3 separate regions of the Homo sapiens genome follow, and all the other regions are linked to region 1. The links are chromatin contacts, found by Hi-C or POLR2A ChIA-PET in ENCODE. All regions are on one chromosome and are shown on one strand. Each heading gives the region's core, a stretch centred on a gene start or an enhancer-like site at or near the end of the contact. The rest is flanking DNA. Distances are from core to core; before and after follow the strand shown. Region 1 has its middle 190 kb from the start of MIR3125. Region 2 overlaps MIR3681HG (MIR3681 host gene). Region 3 overlaps MIR3681HG (MIR3681 host gene).

The links. A loop is a pair of places that touch in the nucleus more often than their neighbours do. ChIA-PET counts read pairs that join two places held with the same protein, here RNA polymerase II (POLR2A). Pooled maps may share reads with other maps.
Region 2: a map of PC-3 shows a loop between it and region 1 (5-fold over the local background). The contact joins two enhancer-like sites. A Hi-C loop is called at or near these places in 1 of 168 maps with a recorded cell type or tissue (PC-3), 1 of 37 single-sample maps with no recorded cell type and 3 of 50 pooled maps. POLR2A ChIA-PET finds 5 or more read pairs at or near these places in 1 of 52 experiments (B cell).
Region 3: a pooled map shows a loop between it and region 1 (6-fold over the local background). The contact joins two enhancer-like sites. A Hi-C loop is called at or near these places in 1 of 37 single-sample maps with no recorded cell type and 3 of 50 pooled maps. POLR2A ChIA-PET finds 5 or more read pairs at or near these places in 1 of 52 experiments (B cell).

The regions. Positions count from the first base shown.
Region 1 is chr2:12,929,793-12,933,995 of GRCh38, reverse strand. No RefSeq gene overlaps it. Among named protein-coding and RNA genes, the nearest start is that of MIR3125, 190 kb to the right of the region's middle. Within about 2 kb of position 1,640, at least 2 of the 41 ENCODE cell types and tissues checked have a DNase peak (open chromatin) inside an H3K27ac peak, as active enhancers do.
Region 2 is chr2:12,048,711-12,052,894 of GRCh38, reverse strand. The region is part of intron 2 of MIR3681HG (MIR3681 host gene); the gene reads right to left. Among named protein-coding and RNA genes, the nearest start is that of MIR3681HG, 44 kb to the right of the region's middle. Within about 2 kb of position 2,359, at least 2 of the 41 ENCODE cell types and tissues checked have a DNase peak (open chromatin) inside an H3K27ac peak, as active enhancers do.
Region 3 is chr2:12,030,875-12,035,012 of GRCh38, reverse strand. All of the region lies in intron 2 of MIR3681HG (MIR3681 host gene), which reads right to left. Among named protein-coding and RNA genes, the nearest start is that of MIR3681HG, 26 kb to the right of the region's middle. RefSeq lists an enhancer at 349-398. Within about 2 kb of position 1,917, at least 4 of the 41 ENCODE cell types and tissues checked have a DNase peak (open chromatin) inside an H3K27ac peak, as active enhancers do.

The DNA of each region.
Region 1 (4,203 bases), core at 391-2,890:
ATTGAACACTAACAAGTCTGGATTTGAATTAAAATTATTTTTATGGCATATTTGGAAGGATAAAGTGTGAGATTGACCAGGATATTTTTAAGAAGAGTAATGAAAAAAGACTGGGATTATCATATTAAAACATCCTAAAGTTGTAACAATAAAACTCCTGTGGGATCATGCAAGGGAACCCAAGCAGTGAAAATATATAGAAAGTTAAGAAAGAGAAAAAAGTATTTATAAACATTGAGGGCATGTTGAGACGTTTGGTTTATTCATGAAGTAATGTCAGAACATCTGGTTACACTTCTGAAAAATAATGTGTAGTCCCTAATTTATTACCAAGTTAAATATTCCTATACTAAAATAAAATTTTAAAATATACATGTGTATATAAATATACATCTGCATTCTTATATAAAGGAATGAAAAAGCTTTACCAACTATGAATCCAGTTATTTACCAACTATTAAAAGAAAATATGAATAAATTGGATTACAAAAATGTTATATCAAAAGATGCCATAAATGTAATTGAAAGACAATGAACTGGCATAAAATCTGTAGTAATACGTAACAGCAAAGTTAATACTTTAAATAACTGTAGTAAAATGATACAAAAAAGTAAAACAAATCCTAGTGAAAAAAAATCATCAAAAAATGTGACTAGGAAAGGCATAAAAAGGATTATAAATATACTATATACTTATATATGTACATAATATAGAGGTAAAAAATTCAATCTCACTGAAAATATTTGCAAAGACAAAAAAAAATGGTGGCAGGAATGCTGGATTGTCAAGACTTTCCAGGAAACAGTTTAATATCATGTGTCAAAATAATACACTTTGACCCATAAATTCCATTTCCAGGCATCTATCTGCAAATAGTGCAAAAGAATTCTATTGCCATGTTGTTTACAAATGCAAAAATTGAAAAGAATCTAAATTATTCAATAGCTGGAAGTACTTATTTAAATTATGGTATATTTATACAGTGGAATTACATATCTATAAAAATGAAAAGTTATATAGGCATATTCCTCAATATAGAAAATCTCCTTCCAGGACACTAGATGTCAGCTACATGAATGCAGTTTTTATGTATTCTGTTCACTATCATAGCTCTAGAGCCTAGACTCAAGCACAAAGTACGCTGTCAATAAATACATTTTGAAAACATGTTTGTTAAACGTGGTAGCCAGAATTCTAAAATGCCCCTTGACTTTTGCCCCAGTGGCATTCCCAGGATATACTACATTACACAGCAAAAGGGATTTTGCAGATGTCATTATGGTTACTTATCAGTTGATCTTAAGATAGGGGAGGTCATCTTGGTAGACCTAACCTAATGGTAAGAGCCCTTTGAAAATAGGAATTTTCCCAGATAATAGTAGAAGAGAAGTTTCGAGAGATTAGAAGTGGGGAGAGATTTGACCTGGAGGCGGCTGTCCATTGCTGAGATAGAGGGTCATTGTCAAGGACCTGAGAGGAGCCTCTAGGAGCAAAATTGGTCCGTGGCCAGCACCCAGCAAGAATAAAAAAGGTCCTCAGTTTTGCAGTGACAAAAAACTCAAGTCTGCCCAAGACCAGAATGAGCTTGGAAGCAGATTCTTCCCCAGGGCCTCCAGATAAGAGCCCAGCTGGGCACATTATCTTGACTTTGTCCTTGTGAGATCCTAAGCAGAGAATCCAATCGAGCCTGCCTGGAAATCTGACCTGCAGAACTATGAGATAAATGGGAGTTGTTTTCAGCTAAATTTGTGATAAGTTGGTGTTTAGCAATAGGAAGCTAATAAATTAGACAAAATAAGAAAGTTACAAACAGCATATACAGTATGATTCCCTTTTTTGTTTATATATTCATGTATTTACGAGTTTATAGAAGAAGACCAACTGAAACATATGCACAAAGATGTTAGCAGTAGGGTTTTGGTTGCTAAATTAAATTAAATTGAACAGACCTAGTTTCATTTAACTAGTAGACATCTGGGAAGTCTGATACCCATGATTGTCATGGGCTAAATCTCGTGCAAATAAACTTAAGCCCTTTTCAAATGACACTTGACCATTGGAATTAATCTCTTCTTGCTGTTTGTTCACAGAGAAGTATAGTTCTGGCTGTGAGATCTCAAAAATCAGAGTTCAAATCCTAACTTCACTGCTTAGGAGGTTTTTAAACTAGGGTGTTTTAAATAACCTCTTATAGTTTTAGTTTCCTTCCATCTGAAATCTGAATGAGAATACTCACCAGTGAGGATCATTATGAAGATTCAATGGGATGATAAATGCAGAGGACATAGTACCACCATTACTAAGTACCTGGCCAACTCTGCCACCTACATTCACTAGTTGTTGTTCTTAACGCTTTGATAAGCATTGAGCTCCTTTAAGAGTTTCCAATTTGGTCTTTCCCAGGATCTTTCTGTGAGCATGTCATAGTATTCTCTAGTGTCTAGCACAGTGCCTGGCAAATACCAAGTGCTTAGTAACAACTTCTGGTTCAATTAATTCACGAATGAGTAAAATGAATATTGGTAAAGTTGAATGCTTGGCTCCCAAGACAATGCAGATTGCAGTCACACAGCACTACCACGAGATGTCAGTATAAATAGGAAAGCTCTACAATTCAGGACTATTCTGGACCATCTTCCCCATCCCTCTTCTAGGGCTCCCGGGAAAACACACAACTGCATTACTGAAGGCAGAGAGCAACCTGCCAGGACTTTGCTCACCTCTCTCCTATTTTCACTGTGTGGTTTAATGCCTTAAAAACACAATTCCTGATGTACAGAGAAAAAAATATCTCTGCTGAGCTTGCCCTAAATAAAGACCCAAGAGACCTCATTTGGGGCCACTTCTGTATGCACACCCTCTTTCCTGTCCCTGCCTTAAATCTACATTTTGGGCTTGGATAAGGAGGTGGTGCCATAAGGAAGAACATGCAGAGTCAAATTCTGATTCCTTTACTTACTAGTTGTGTGTGTGTGCAAGTTTCTCAACTTTTCTGAGCTTCATTTTGTCATATGAAAAAATAAGAAAACCAATATATAGAGATTACTGGTGCAATGTTGCAACCATGCAGATTTAAGCAGAATAGCCTTCTCTAAAGACTAATTCCAAGACTGTCCTGGAATCAAAAGGAAGTATTTTCTTTGCAACTCTGGATGGATATGGACAGTAAGCCCACAACTACTTGGCCTAGAGCATTCTATCTCCAACAGGTGCACAAGTCTCTGAAAAAGGCTTACTTTGACATGGCCCCCAATGGTAATTTACACTTGCAAAAACACACTCTATGGAGCACAGAGATTGTTCCTCAGCTCAGCAGACTCTAAAAAAAGGGTATGGATGTCATTGTCTCTCTGGCTTCCTGTGGTCTCCATAAAACCTCCAAGTAGAGTATTTTGGGCTCATAAAAATGTCCGCAGCCCATTTCTCATCTGCTTTAATGATGTTTCCTAATGGTTAATGTTGAGATTGGCATCTTTTCTCTGGGGAAAGTGTTGTGAGACTGGCTTTCCCCTTCCCCAAAATAGCTGGTGCACACAGCCCATGAGCTGGAATGCAGAGCTAGGATTTTTCTCTTCCCATGAAGAGATATATCCTCCAAGATATGGGAACTCTACCTCATTTTTTGCAGTAACAGGCAGAACGGCCCTATTGCCACTGGGAAACAGTTGACACACCCGTTCAAGGAACTCTCTCATGGTGTGCCCACCAGGAGGGAGGAATGAAATAGACAATAAAGAAAAAGATATTACTTAGCATAGATTATGTGTGAAAAGGGTTTTATGAGCTATATTTTATAGATTAAAAAATCTTGTTTTAGAAAGAAGCACATTATTTTGTTTAAAATGCAGACTCATTTCACTTGACTGGGCCACTTCAAGGAAGCTAAGATAAAATCCAGTCATGCCCATAAATAGCCTTAGGGATAAACATCATTCTGACACACAGAACTGTGATGAGAATGTGGTGGGGTGGAGGAAGGGGGAAAGGTGCATACTAAATAGAATGCCCTGAAAATGTAGGGGAAGGAGCAGTTCGATCTCACTGGAAACTTCTTAGAAGCTGGCTGGCTGAAACAAGCCCATCCCTCTGTCATCATTTAGGGAACACCTGCTCTCTGTGGGCCTCCTATGGAGCACAGCCCTGCCTCCATCACTCACATTAACACCAGTATTTAAGTGGGGACTCCTAGAGTCCAGCCACGT
Region 2 (4,184 bases), core at 1,110-3,609, 880 kb after region 1:
CCATCACCCTCCTTTTTAGGCTGATAAAATAAAAAGGTAAAAAAGATCCATTTTATTTTTTTTTTAAACAGAGTCTCGCTGTATCGCCAGGCTGAAGTGCAGTGGCACAATCCCGGCTCACTGCAACCTCCACCTTCTGGGTTCAAGTGATTCTCCTGCCTCAGCCTCCCAAGTAGCTGAGATTACAGGCACATGCCACCATAACCAGCTAATTTTTGTATTTTTAGTAGAGACAGGGTTTCCCCATGTTGGCCAGGATGGTCTCGACCTCTTGACCTTGTGATCCTCCTGCCTCGACCTCCCAAAGTGCTGGGATTACAGGAGTGAGCCACCGCACCCAGCAGGTAAAAGAAATCTTATTTCCATTACACATTGATTCAGGAAATATTTAATGAGTTCCTAATAACCCTAAATAGCATGTGTACTGCATTTCTTATCAAATATATTTCCACAACCATAATCTCCTATAGTGTCCAATAGTGTCATAATGAAGATACAGTAGGAACCATTTCATTCATTTTATTTCTATTGTACCTCCTTTGGAATAGGATTTGAGGAAGTTTACAAAAAATTATAACCAGTAGGATTATTATAACCATTTTATAGATGAAGAAACATAGTTTGAGAAAGTGTATAGGACTTGCCTGACATCACACAGCAACCAATAAAACTGGAATCACAACTCAAGTCTTCTAACTCCAAACCCACACTTCCCTCTGCCCCACACAATTGCCATGTTTGGTCCCTCGTCAGGTCCTCTGGGTGCAATGATGAAGCAGAAGTAGCTCTGTTCTCATGAAGCATAATTTCAGTAAAGACCATAAGCCAAGACTGAAAACAGCTGTAATAGGAGATGGTGATGTTTGGAGAGTGATGCATGGAAGTTTGGAGGGGCATGAGTTTTATGCAATGTTGGCTGTCTGAGTCATAAAAGAAAAGCTTGGTGGAGGAGGTGGTAGGACATGGACTATTTAAAGGCAAGAAAAAGTATGTCAGGTTGAAGGAGTATTAATTGGCCAACATGTTAGAAATCACCGGCCAAAAATATCACAGTATCCCCTCCTCTCTCTCTTATTCACATAAAGTTTGGCTTTCCCAAACTACTATAAACCAGAAGTTTCTCAGGGAATGTTATGGTTCTCTTTCACATCTGGATTACAAAAGCTTCCAGGTACACTAAAGGAAACGGGAAGAAACAACCACTTATTGAGAACTTACTATATACCGGAAATTGCTGCATCATTTAATCCTCACAGCAGCTCTGCTAGGTGACTATAACCCCCATATTATAAGTGAAGAAAGTGAAGCACAAAGACTTAGTTGATGTGTCCAAAGTCAAACAACTAACAAGCAGAGAAATTGATTTGAACTCAGGACTGTTGGAAGTCAAAGCCAGGTCTCTCTGTGACTCTAAACTTTGAACCATATTACACAGCCAAGGATCAAGAAGTGCCTGTTCTATGAGTGTGAAGTTGTGAGCAAATAAATTCAGCACCTGGTGAAGAATCAGCAAGTCAAGTTGATCTAACTTAGATTTATGAAACTAAATCACAAAGAAAATGTTACAAATAAAGATAAATATATAATTTAATGTATCCAAATATAAATTCTTTTTTGAGACAGAGTCTCACTCTGTTGCCCAGGCTGGAGGGCAGTGGTGCAGTCTCAGCTCACTGCAACCTCCACCTTCCCAGTTCAAGTGATTCTCCTGCCTCAGCCTCCTTAGTGCTAGTGTTACAGGTGTACACCACCATGCCCTGCTAATTTTGATATTTTTAGTAGAGATGCGGTTTTGCCATGTTGGCCAGGCTGGTCTTGAACTCCTGACCTCAAGTGATCCGCCCACCTTGGCCTCCCAAAGTGCTGGGATTACAGGCATGAGCCACCAAGCCCAGCGAAGTATAAATTATTTATGCAAGATTTTTTCACATGGTAGAAATGTTTCTCTAATCACCATATTTTTTTCTACATTCCATAAGAAAGCTTGCTAAGATATGGTGGGTTCTTGTTTAAGTTTGTGTCTATCACATCCCACAAAAGCAATTATGATCGCCCATTGATTCATGAATGTGAATGTGGACATCATTAAATATTTACACAAACACGTTGATTACTTACTTTTATAAGCCTATGGGAAGTACCAGTCTGTTCTTTAGCACGATGTTGGAAAAAATAAGTTTCTTTGCAAATACAGTAATCAGCCCACATTCACTACTCATTAGACTAACTCTTGAAATAATCTTCAGTTTGTTTGCAAAGATGATTCACATCTGCACCAGCACAGCTGTGGTGGAACCAGAGTGAGTGTGTGTAGAAGGAAGTTCGCTTTGGGCTACGAATCCAGAGTAGCTTTCAGCATTTACAGGAACAGGAGCGACCCCACGGTAACAATAGTAATAGCAGCAACTGCAGCAAAATTCATTTCCAGGAGACCAACTCTGCCTCTGTCAATGCTGAGGTAAAGAGTAAATGGTGCTGTCACTGGAGGTGTTTGGTAGCAAAAGATACTAAGCAAGTTGCCTTCTCTCCTTTTATCCCCACCTTTATCTCTGGATTCTGACGGTAAAAGGGTTTTAAAACTATCGAATTCCCAGAGGATAATTAGTATGACTGGATTCAATGCTGACAGATAAACAGAGCATTTAATTTGTATTTCGAAATATCAAAGTAGCATAAACTGTTGTTGTTTGTTTACTGATGTCAATCTGAAGGTTCTACAATTTGCAAAACATCCCTTTGAGTAAGCAGACAGAAAAAAAAAAAGGAGAGATGAAATTTAGAATCAAGAGTGAATTAAAATCAGTTGCAAGATTTTTTTTTTTTTTTTTGAGAGGCAGAGTCTTGCTCTGTCACCCAGGCTGCAGTGCAGTGGTGCAATCTCGGGTCACTGCAACTTCCACCTCCTGGGTTCAAGCAATTCTCCTGCCTCAGCCTCCCTAGTAGCTGAGACTACAGGCATGTGTCACCACGCCCAGCTAATTTTTGTATTTTTTTAATAGAGACAGGGTTTCACTATATGTTGGCCAGGCTGATCTCGAACTCCTGACTCCACATGATCGCCCACCTCAGCCTCCCAAAGTACTAGGATTATAGGTGTGAGCCTCCATGCCCTGCCAAGATGTTTTATTAACCCATGAACTTCATGGATTTATTTTTGTCCCAGCACTACAGAAAAGGTATTTGCAACTTAAGTGTAACTCTCATCCCATCTCTTTCCACTCCTCTAAATTAGTTTGAGAGAAAAAAATTCTAAGGACAATCTTATGTCAAATGCAAACTTTATCTAGAAACCACTTTATTCAGAAACACAAATTGAAACAATTATACTCTTCTTCTACAGTTGATGTTTGTTGGTTGATTGCTGTAGTCGATGTAAGAGGTGTGTGTGTGTGTGTGCATGGGTGTAAAAAAGGAGAGTGCAGGATGGGAGAAATAAGGGTTCACTTCAAGCAGGAAAAGATGAATTTAAGTTAGGAAGTCAACTCCCTTTGAAACTGAATGACAGGGACCATTGCTACCAAATAGACACTACAAATAAAAGGTGAAAGCTGGCCGGGCACGGTTTCTCAGGCCTGTAATCCCAGCATTTTGGGAGGCTGAGGCAGGTGGATCACAAGGTCAGGAGATCGAGACCATCCTGGTCAACATGGTGAAACCCCATCTCTACTAAAAATACAAAAATTAGCCAGGTGTGGTGGCGTGTGCCTGTAGTCCCAGCTACTCGGGAGTCTGAGGCAGAAGAATCACTTGAGCCTGAGAGGCGGAGGTTGCAGTGAGCCGAGATCACACCACTGCACTCAGCCTGGCCACAGAGCGAGACTCTGTCTCAAAAAAAAAAAAAAAAAAAAGGTGAAAGCCATTAGAAATTCTTTCCTGATACAGTCTCTAAGAGTAGGTTAAGGCCATAACAGAAGAAAACTAACATTCCTTGAGTACCTGCTGGTGCCAAGTAACATGCTAACAACCATCTGTCCCAGATCAAGATCCCTGGAATCAGACTTTGAGGCAGAGAGTCACACTACAGAGCAATGCTTCTTGAAGGTACACCTCAAAGGAAATGAAGAAGCAGGTCTGGGAAGAGGGGGAAACCAAGCAACAATGCAGCTGCCACTGAGTCCTCGCTGAGCCCTCACTGGCCCTCTAGGGGGCTCTGGAGCCACGACTGCCCTTCTCCAGATCCCAGC
Region 3 (4,138 bases), core at 668-3,167, 900 kb after region 1:
TTCAAAAAGGACAAACTTCATAAATCCTGGCTTGTTCCTACACAGGTGTATAGAAGAAACAGAAGAAATGTGTTTTTCTGTGTTTCTGTCTTGCCAAGACCCAAAAATGAAAACCAATTTTTGTCCATAGAAGGTGTCTGTTAAAGGACTTGAAGTGAGTCCAGACAAAGGCAGGTTGTGAGCTATTAAAGTGTCTTGCCCAATATCTGCCAATAATGGCCATCAAGGCTCCTCACACAGCATCTGCCCACGTTATTATAATCGGGCTGCCTGTGCGTCACCTGATGAAGACCGCAGCTTGGGACGACTGGATGGGGTGGGACCAAGATATTTACAGAGATGAGAGAGGGATGTTGGAAAATTCACTCTCCTCCACACCACAAGAAGGTTTAAAGATCCAAACCAAACCAGAGCTCGTTCAAGTGTTAGGAGATGTAAAATAATGTGGTTTGGGGTGCACAAACGTTTTTAGCTATAAATACCTTCTAGATTGTTCCAATGCATTGAGCCAAAACCTAAATGCTGTGAGGTTTCAACCAACCGAATGGTTCCTTAAATAAACACCATGCAAGGACAAAAACTACCAAAGTGAATTTGAAAGAGCAGAGACTGACTCTAAATGGATGACCTGAGTGAGGACGGTGTGTCCAGGCCTTCCATAGCAAGTGTTAGCTGGGGGCCTTCGGCAGGCTGGGCCCTGGTCAAACTCATTCAGCTCCACACCTGTGTTCACCCTTCCACCAGGAATCCCATGAGAAGGACACTGGTGCCCTGCACTGTAAAAAGGAAAAACCCCAAACTCCAAAAAGTTTAAGAAAATCAGCTCCCAACTGGAAGTTGCTTCGGTCTGACTCCAAAGCCTACCATCCTCCACATGGGACCCACTGCCCCCATTCCATGGGTGTGTTCCTCCATTGGTGTTACCTCTTCAGGGCAAAGACACTGTCCCCTTTACCTAACGCTTCTCAGTGCCAAGTGGCATCTGGGATATTGGACATTGTCTGAGTTTCCTGGGGCTACCATAGCAAATCACCATAGACCTGATGGCAATACACAGCAGACATTTATTCTCTCTCAGTCCTGGAAGTTAGAAGCCTAAAACCCAGGTGTCTTAGGCTTGGTTACTACTGCGGGCTTTGAGGGAGAATCCACGTCCTGCCTCTCTCCTGGCTTCTGGGGATTTACCACAAGTCCCTGATGCTCCTTAGCTCATGGACACGTCACTCCCACCTCTCCCTCCATCTTCACGTGATGTCCTCTCTGAGTCTGGGTTTATGTCTTTCCTCTTCTTCTTAGAGGGGCAGCGGTCATATGGAATTAGGGCTCATCCTGATTTCATATGACATCATCTTAATTTCATTATACTTGCAAAGACCCAATTTCTAAATCAGGTCACATTCACAGGCACCTGGGGCTAGGACTCCAGCATACTTTTGTTGGGACAGAAGTCAACCCGTAATAGAGATAATAAATTCATATTTCTTGAATGAATCAAAAACCAAAAAGATCCTGCAGTGGACGCAGTGCTCTGGGAGCCTCTCTGAGCACATCAGGTCCCTGAACATTGCTGCTCTATCTTCCTCCCATGGCCTGAAGAAACCAGTCAGGCTGCCAAAACTCGCACCATTCTGAGACCTCCTGTGTCTTGACGGAATAAGAGAAATCTTTTCACCTATAAGGCATCACACCCCATTCCCTTTCCCCCTAAAAAAACGAGGACACTTTTACAATGCCACAATGGAGGCAGAAGCTTCCAGAAAGAAAGCATCACACCCATTCCCTTTCCCCCTAAAAAAGCCAGGACACTTTTACAATGCCACAATGGAGGCAGAAGCTTTCAGAAAGAGTAAATACATGAATCTAAGAGCCACTTTTTGACCTATGACTCAGAGTACAGAAAGAATGCTTGGTATCCTGAAAAAAATTCACTCAGCAGGAGTAAACACTAAACCTCATCAATTTTTTAAAGGTAGCAATTACTTGTATAATACCTATCAACCAATGACATTAAAAAGAAAGTAGTGGAAGCTTAGACTTCCACTACTCTGGCTATAAAATCTTTTTTGTTTTGTTTTTTAATAACTGATTTTTCAAGAATGTTATACTTATAAACACATATACATTTTATGTCCTACCTCCAAGATAGCTCCAAATGAGAATGTTACTAGCCAAGAAGCTAACATCAACAAAAATGCATAAAAACTGGTTAATAAAGCCCACATTAAGGGAACAGTAGAAAGTAGCTAAGAAAATGTAAATTCATTCAGGAAATAAGCATTTGCATGTACTGTTAAATATAATTTCCACCAGGTGCATGAAGCACATGAGTAATTATAGGCCAAGAAAAAAAAAAGTGATAACCTTTTCTCCGCATGGACGCCACCTCCTTTGGTTATGAGGCAGTGCTTTGAAGAGTTAAATGCCCTCTGCAAATGCCAGGGGGTGGTGTTGCTGTTGCCTAAACTGTTCCTCCTCACAGCCTGGGCTGCATACAAAGCAATTGCATAGGAGATATCTTACCCTCCCTTTTCTTTCATCTCTGTGGAAATACATGTTTCATTTAAGCCTGTGGTGCTTGGAACTTGTTCCAAGGAACCCCACGTTCTAACAGCAAAATCAAAGAATGCTTGTCTTTTCCCAGCTTGCAGGGAGAACAATAAGTAAACGAGTAGAAATTTCTCACTGTTATGTGTTATTCTATAATTTTTTGTTAAGTGTTATTCTATAATTTTTTCCTAAGTGTTTGGAACTCACTGTCTCTAGCCTACTAGGAAGTCCTGGAGATGACCAAGCAAGCCAGCATCACACCACCCCAGGGTCCCCACAGTGCCACGTGCAGGCTACCCCTCACTGCCTGCCAGGAGGGGTAATGCCAGCTTGCATTTGGTTATCAGTACCCCCACCCCACTCTGAGGGCGATGACAGCAGGGCCCCTCTGGGCACTAGTGCGTGTCCCAGGTCTTGGCACCTGTGTGCTGGCAGTGAATGTTTGCTGTAAGAATGAGCAGATAAAAATGCAAATAAAAACCACAATGAGATATCACCTTGCACTCATGTGAATGGTCACTATCAGAAAACGCACACACACACACAGACACATACATAAAATAACCATTGGCAAGGATGTGGAGAAGCTGGGACTCTTGTGCATTGCTGGTAGGAGAGTTAAACGGTGCAGCCATTGTGGAAAGCAGTATGGCGGTTCCTCAAAAGATTAAATACAGAATTTCCACATGATCCAGAAATTCCACTTCTGGGCATATTTCCAAAAGAACTGAAAGCAGGGTCTCACACAGACACTTATGCATTCATATGCACGGCGGAATTATTCACGATAGCCAACAGGTGGAAGCAACCCAAGTGTTCATCGGTGGATCAACAGAGAAACAAAATGTGCCACATACATCAGTGGAATATTATTCAGTCTCCAAAGGGAAAGAAATTCTGACACACCACAATACAGATGAACCTTGAGGACATTATCTTAAGTGGAGTAAACCAGTCCCAGAAGGACAAATATGGCATGATTGCACTTACGTGAGGTACCTAGAGCCGCCAAATTCATAGACACGAAGAGCAGAATGGTGGTTGCCAGGAGTCGGAGTGAAGAATGAGGAACTATTATTAAATGGGGACAGGGTATCAGTCTGGGATGATGAAAAGACTTGTGGAGATGGATGATGATGGTTGCACAACAATGTAAATGTACCTAATGCCGCTGAGCGGCACACTTAAAAATGGTTAAGTTGTAAATTTTATGTTAGGAATAGTTTACCAAAATTATTTAAAAAGAAGCAGATGATGAATGTCAACATTGAATGCATTGTCTCATAAGCACATGGCTTCTAGCAGCCCCATCACCTAACAAGCTTTAGAAATTTGACTGCAGTTAGTAAACTACAACTGGTAGGTATTTTAAGAATGTTAATTTAAAAAAACAACTATAACTTGTTTTTAATACAGAGATCTAGAAAGCCGGAAAATTTTGGCTTATCATCCCACCACTCAAATAATCCCAAGTGATCTTTTTTTTTTTTTTTTTTTTTTTTTTTGAGATGGAGTCTCGCTCTGTCACCCAGGCTGGAGTGCAGTGGCACGAGCTTGGCTCACTGCAAGCTCCGCCTCCCAGGTTCACACC